Regions from separate parts of the Homo sapiens genome. Here region 1 is linked to region 2. Evidence: chromatin contacts called from ENCODE Hi-C or POLR2A ChIA-PET data. All regions are on one chromosome and are shown on one strand. Each heading gives the region's core, a stretch centred on a gene start or an enhancer-like site at or near the end of the contact. The rest is flanking DNA. Distances are from core to core; before and after follow the strand shown.

Region 1 (3,115 bases), core at 252-2,751, 210 kb after region 2:
AATCTGGGTTTAGATTTCTCTTCAGCCAGTTTGAATGCATAATAGCCTTTGATTCTGACTTTATCAATCAGGTATGCTGAAAAAGATAAGAAATTAACATTAATCACAAATGGACTATGAAGTATCTTTGAGGAAGAATTTAGTTTTCATTGAAACAAGCTAAAATTATGCCCATAATAAAGGTAGTGATTTTTATTAGAGGGTTTTTTTTGACATTTATTCTTTTATGATCTATGTAAAGGAGAAGGTGAAAATATGTATAATTTAAGTCTGAAAAATTTGTAGTGAAACTTGATCCATAAATAATCCAAAAACTCTTGGAGGAAAAAGCAAATTTAAGGAGCAGAGCAATGAAGGTTGTCACTTTTGTTTAAAGGGTCACAAGCAGAAAAACGTTGCCTATTTGGCCTGATTGTGAACCTCAGATGTGCTCTTGGTGCAGCCCAGGAATCACAGTTGGTTTTACCCACTCACTCACTGTCGCTCGCTTAAGCTACCATGATGTGGTTATTTCACATTGCATGCTTGTATCGAAACATTTCATGCATCCCATAAATTTATACACCTGTTTACCCACAACCATTTTTTTAAAGCCTAGCAAGCATGGTGAAAATAAGTAACCCAAAATAGTGACTGTTTATCCTGGGGAGTGAGATTTCAGGTGATTTTTTAAAAACTTCTCCACGTGCCCAGTTTTCTATAATTGGTGTGTGTTACTTTTATGATTTTAAAATTTTTTCAAAAATCCCATAGGCCAGTTTTCAGGACAAAATTCAATTGACAGGACTTGGGTGCCACAAATTGGATGCTGTCAGGCACCAGCCTGCTGCTCCCATTCTTTGTTCTTGTCAGGTAACAGGAATCTCGCTCTGCCCTGTGTCTGAAGGGGCCCCGCCCTTACCTTTCAGCACCTCCTGAAGGTACTTCCCTAGGTAGTACTTCCGGAGCCGGTCATCCTCCAGAGCCTGGTCGTCGATGCCACTGGCGGTGATGTAAATGTCCATGTCGCCGTAGTTCCTCCGGACCCACCGCAGCAGCTTGCGCACCCCCCAGGGAATCACAGCCAGGCGCGTGGGGGAGCTCAGGCGGGTGATGTCCTGCAGAAACTGGATGTCCCTGTCCGAGTCGTAGCGGCTGCCGGCCAGCTGCTCGTGCATCACGAACCTAGTGGTGAAGTGGTTGAGCGCGCAGAAGTCGACCGTGCCCTTGAGCAGCCTCCTTTCGGCCTCGGTGAGGCGCGGCAGGGCCGAGCTGGAAAGCCCCCGTCGGTGCTTGGAGGCAATGTATTCCCTCATGGCCGCGGGGTAGTCCCCGGTCTTGAAGAGCGGCTCGGCGAACCAGGCGATCTCGAACTGCAGGAAGCGCTCGGCCGCCCTCCAGTGCGAGTCAGCATAGGGGTTGGCGGGTTCCGCCCAGTCCGCGTGCAGCGACAGCGACACGGCCCCGCGCTGTGAGGGCCTGAACTGCCGGTCGTAGAGGCGCCAGGCCAGGGCGTGGGCCACCAGCAGGTTGTGCGCCGCCCCGTAGGTGTCGTTGCCAGAGCGGTTGTAGATGTCACTTAGCCGGTTAGGCTCGTTGATGGTGATCCAGAGCTTCACCAGGTCCCCCAGCTCCTGGAAGCACAGCCCAGCGTAGGCCTGGAAGGCCTCGGCCGTCGATGGGTTCAGCCACCCGTCGGCATGCAACAGAGGCTCGGGGAGGCCTAGGTGGGCGTGGGTCGGATAATACAGGGTGACCATCGCGGAGATGCCAAGCTTCAGCCCCTCACTGACCACGCACCTGTAGTACCTCAGGGCCTGTCGGTTCACCGCGGACAGGTTGCCAGTGGGAAGGACCGAGGCCCAATCCAGAGCAAACCGGTAGTGGGTGACTTTCATTCTTGCCAACATCTCAAGTTGTTTTTTGATGTTTACAAAATCTGTGCATTGAGCGGGTCGTGTTTTCAGCCTCACCCCTTCCACTCGGTGCAACAGTCTGTTGCCAGTGGCGTTCCACACGTACAGATGAGGATCGCTGAACTGTGGGGACGAAGCCACAGACTCGGGCTGTGAAAAACAAGCTCATTTAGGTCAAGCATGCGCTGGCAGATGGAGGCTCAAGTGATCTGCCTACCTCTGCCTCCCAAAGTGCTGGGATTACAGGCCACCACGCCAGGCCTATTCCAGCCCTTGAAATCTCCCAAGGAGACCAGAAAACAGAGAAGGAGCCACACCCAGGTCCTGGCTTGGAAAACAAGTTGTTTGAGAAAACATTGGGAAGCCATTTTCCAGTTCATTTAACTTTAAACCCTAGGTTATATATGGTGGGGTTTGAAGTGATTCTGTTCAAATGCATCAGGAAATTGGCTTGGTACACTCAATTAAAAGCAATTACAAAAGAGATTCTAAACCCTGCCATAAATTGAAGACAAAGTTGAAATTCCTGTTGTAGAGATTTCACTGAGAAGAGGAGGTTGACCCCAGGCACAATTCCTTAAAAAGGCTGGTGCGGTGGGGTAGGCAATGACCCCTTGCTTTTGCTGAATGCAAATTTCTAACTTGTATTTAAAAAATCCAGGCCGGGCGCGGTGGCTCATGCCTGTAATCCTAGCACTTTGGGAGGCTGAGGCGGGCAGATCACCTGAAGTTGGGAGTTTGAGACTAGCCTGACCAACATGGAGAAACACCGTCTCTACTAAAAAAAAAAAAAAAAACAAAAAAACAAGATTAGCCAGGCGTGGAGGCGCATGCTTGTAATCCCAGCTACTCTGGAGGCTGAGGCAGGAGAATCGCTTGAACGCAGGAGGCGAAGGTTGCAGTGAGCCGAGATCATGCCATTGCACTCCAGCCTCGGCAACAAGAGCAAAAACTCCATCTCAAAAAAAAAAAAAAAAGAAAAGAAAAGTTCAAGTGATAACACATTTGCATCCATCATGTCTCCCCGACCCATGTGCCTGTGAGAACATAGCATTTATTCATCCAACAGATGAATAAATGGGTTATGGGTGGAAAGGACAGTAGACTATCCCTAGAAACTCCCAAGGTTGACACTTGGATCTGACAGAGTCTCATTCTGTGTCTCTCCACGAAGGAGAGAGCCCTGGACTCCTGTTCTAGTTCTGCCCCTTTGAAACTCA
Region 2 (3,297 bases), core at 393-2,892:
CAGACAAATTCCTGCTTATTCTTCCCTCCATGGTCATGTCTGGACACTTACCTGGGTGAGACTTACAAAGTGATTGAGATTCTGAGTGATAGAGAACTAGACTATTTGGTTAGGGACTTTTTTTTTTTAACTTCATGGAACTTTAGGTTTCACAGTAGCTTGACTTTCATTTCCTCTCTCTCTCCCTCTCCCCTTCTCTCTCTGAAGAAATGCCTTCTACACCTTTTAATTCTTGACAATTAAAGGAAACCAGGACGAGGCAGCAGAGAACTGGCTGTTTAGGTTTTGATCTCGGTTTAAAGAGCGAACCTGAGGTTGACTTCTATTAGTCCATCTTTGTTAATCAACTTAGGGTGAAAAAAAAAATCCCAGAACTTGAAAATCCCAGATGTATCCAAATCAAACACATGGCTTGTAGCTTTACCTCAGAATAGTGAGAATTCCAAGAGCCCAGGCAATAGTTGTTTGAGTTTCCAATAAAATTTTGCTGGCCGGGTGCGGTGGCTTACGCCTGTAATTCCAGCACTTTGGGAGGCCGAGACGGGCGGATCCCTTGAGGTCAGGAGTTTGAGACCAGCCTGGCCAACATGGTGAAACCCTGTCTTGAGTGAGCATTACTGCCTGAGTTCCACCTCCTGTCAGATCAGCGGCAGCATTAGATTCTCGTAGGAACACGAACCCTATTGTGAACCGTGCATGTGAGGGATCTAGGTTGCGTGCTCCTTATGAAAATCTAATGCCTGATGATTTATAGTTGACAGTTTCATCCTGAAACCATCCCCCTCCCCCTGTTACCCCTACCCCAGCCGGTGGAAAAACTGTCTTACACAAAACCAGTCCCTGGTGCCAAAAAGGTTGGGGACTGCTGAGCTACAGCATTATTGGGAAAATTATATACTATGCCCAACGCATAGCACAAGACCTGGCACATCAAAATTGCTCAAGATGGCCTGGGGCAGTGGCTTACGCCTGTAATCCTAGCACTTTGGGAGGCTGAAGTGGGTGGATTGCCTGAGCTCAGGAGTTTGAGACCAGCCTGGGCAACATGACGAAACCTCATCTCTACTAAAAATACAAAAAATTAGCTGGGCGTGTTGGTGTGCACTGTAATCCCAGCTACACAGGAGGCTGAGGCACAAGAATCACTTGAACCCGGGAGGGGAAGGTTGTAGTGAGCCGAGATCATGCTCCAGCCTGGGTGACAGAGTGAGACTCTGTCTCAAAAAAAAAAAAAAAAAAAGGCCAGGTGCAGTGGCTCACGCCTGTAATCCCAGCACTTTGGGAGGCCAAGGCGAGTGGATCACTTGAGGTCAGGAGTTCGAGACCAGCTTGGCCAACATGGTGAAACCCCCTCTATACTAAAAGTACAAAAAAAATTAGCGGGTATGGTGGCAGACACCTGTAATCCCAGCTACTCGGGAGGCTGAGGCAGGAGAATCGCTTAAACCTGGGAGGTGGAGGTTGCAGTGAGCTAAGATTGTGCCACTGCACTCCATTCTGGGTGACAGAGCAAGACTCCATCTCAAAAAAAAAAAAAAAATTGCTCAACTATTGCTGGCTAATGACTATTAAGTTTCACTTTACCCTGTCCCTGATGGTCTATTTACTCTGCTTGCAAACAACTGGCGGGCAGAGTCATCCATAATTTAATGGCAGTCATTGCTTATGATTTTCAGTATTTGGGTGGAGAACTACTTATCAAAGCCAAGTACTGTGTGTTCTGTTTCTATGTCATGTTTATTCAATCACTAAATAACCACAGTTTCTGTCCTTGGCCTTATATTACTCAGTAGTTCTATGATTTAATCATCGAAATTGTATCTGGTCTTAAATTATGTTTGTAAGTAGTCTTCCAGTAGGAAAAGCAGGCCTCCACCCGTTATAGATCATTCTGCCTAGAAATTTTAGTCATAGATTTTGTCCAGTCCAAATACAAATATTAATATATTGTTTTCTATAATTTTAAGGTAAGACTGCTTAATACTATGTTTTCAAAATATTGCCAAATATCATCTCTTTCATTCTTATCTGCTGGATTCAACTGATCTTATGCTCTCTCAAAACTTTTGCTCTGGCCCTAGTTAATTAATACTCAAGAACTAAAAGTGATTTCTTGGTAGGTTTCTGTTTCCAACTTCTTCCCATTTCAATTCACGTTGGATGCTACAAAACATTTCACAAAACATACCAATTTATCCATGAACACCTTTCTTTACATTTTCTCACACTCTCAGTTTAGATATGAACCATGATGCCCTTAGCTTGGAGTTAGAGGAGACTCTAGATTATGTTTAAACTATATTGTATGTTTGACTATCATAACATCATTTTTTGGAATCTGACCACACTCTTGGCCAACTACATCCTGATATCATAGCAACTGAAAGTGTAGCCAAGTATTTTAATGTCAAGTAAACTGCTATGTGTTGAGGATGGTTGGAATTGGAATTGGAACAGCCAGTTTTGACTTCCCTCTTAAGTAGTGGGGTTCTGAAGTCAAAATATTCTGCTTATTAGTTTTTCTCCATTTCCCCCTAAATTAGGTAATATTCTATCCTTAATATATTTTACCTTTTTTTTTGTTTTCCTTTTTAAAAAAAAAAATAATAGACACAATGTTGCCCATGTTGATCTCAAACTCCTGGGCTCAAGTGATCCTCCTGCCTCAGCCTCCCAAAGTGCTGGGACTATAGGCATTAGCCCAGACTTTTTAAATCTTTTAAACAGGGCACTGATGATAATCTAACTGCATGCCTGTATTGTCTTAGAATATTTTTAGTTAATATTGCTGGGCGCAGTGGCTCACGCCTATAATCCCAGCACTTTGGGAGGCTGAGGCGGGCAGGTCACGAGGTCAGGAGATTGAGACCATCCTGGATAACATGGTGAAACCCTGTCTCTACTAAAAATACAAAAAAATTAGCCGGGTGTGGTGGCACATGCCTGTAATCCCAGCTACTTGGGAGACTGAGGCAGGAGAATCGCTGGAACCCAGGAGGCAAAGGTTGCGGTGAGCCAAGATTGTGCCATTGCACTCCAGCCTGGGTAACGAGAGTGAAACTCCATCTCGAAAAAAAAAAAAAAGAATATATTTAGTTAATATTAATATCTGGCTGGGCACGGTGCCTCACACCTGTAATCCCAGCATTTTGGGAGGCAGAGGTGGGTGGATCACCTGAGGTCAGGAGTTCTAGACCAGCATGGCCAAAATTGAAAAACCCCATCTCTACCAAAAATACAAAAATTAGCCAAGCTTGGTGGTGGGCACCTGTAATTCCAGCTACTTGGGAGGCTGAG

What was found. Hi-C counts contacts between places; a loop is a spot of excess contacts on that map. ChIA-PET counts read pairs that join two places held with the same protein, here RNA polymerase II (POLR2A). Pooled maps may share reads with other maps.
Region 1: a loop to region 2 is called in a pooled map, with 2.3 times the contacts of the local background. The contact joins two enhancer-like sites. A Hi-C loop is called at or near these places in 1 of 168 maps with a recorded cell type or tissue (ovary) and 5 of 50 pooled maps. POLR2A ChIA-PET finds 5 or more read pairs at or near these places in 6 of 52 experiments (H1, K562, PC-9 and 3 more).

Annotation. Positions count from the first base shown.
Region 1 is chr4:39,445,262-39,448,376 of GRCh38, reverse strand. It overlaps KLB (klotho beta), which reads right to left. Exons shown (of 5, transcript NM_175737.4): 4 at 902-2,045; 5 at 1-76. Among named protein-coding and RNA genes, the nearest start is that of RPL9, 12 kb to the left of the region's middle. RefSeq lists an enhancer at 1,059-1,248. Within about 2 kb of position 1,501, at least 13 of the 41 ENCODE cell types and tissues checked have a DNase peak (open chromatin) inside an H3K27ac peak, as active enhancers do.
Region 2 is chr4:39,654,481-39,657,777 of GRCh38, reverse strand. All of the region lies in intron 4 of SMIM14-DT (SMIM14 divergent transcript), which reads right to left. Among named protein-coding and RNA genes, the nearest start is that of SMIM14-DT, 17 kb to the right of the region's middle. RefSeq lists a silencer at 1-143. Within about 2 kb of position 1,642, at least 4 of the 41 ENCODE cell types and tissues checked have a DNase peak (open chromatin) inside an H3K27ac peak, as active enhancers do.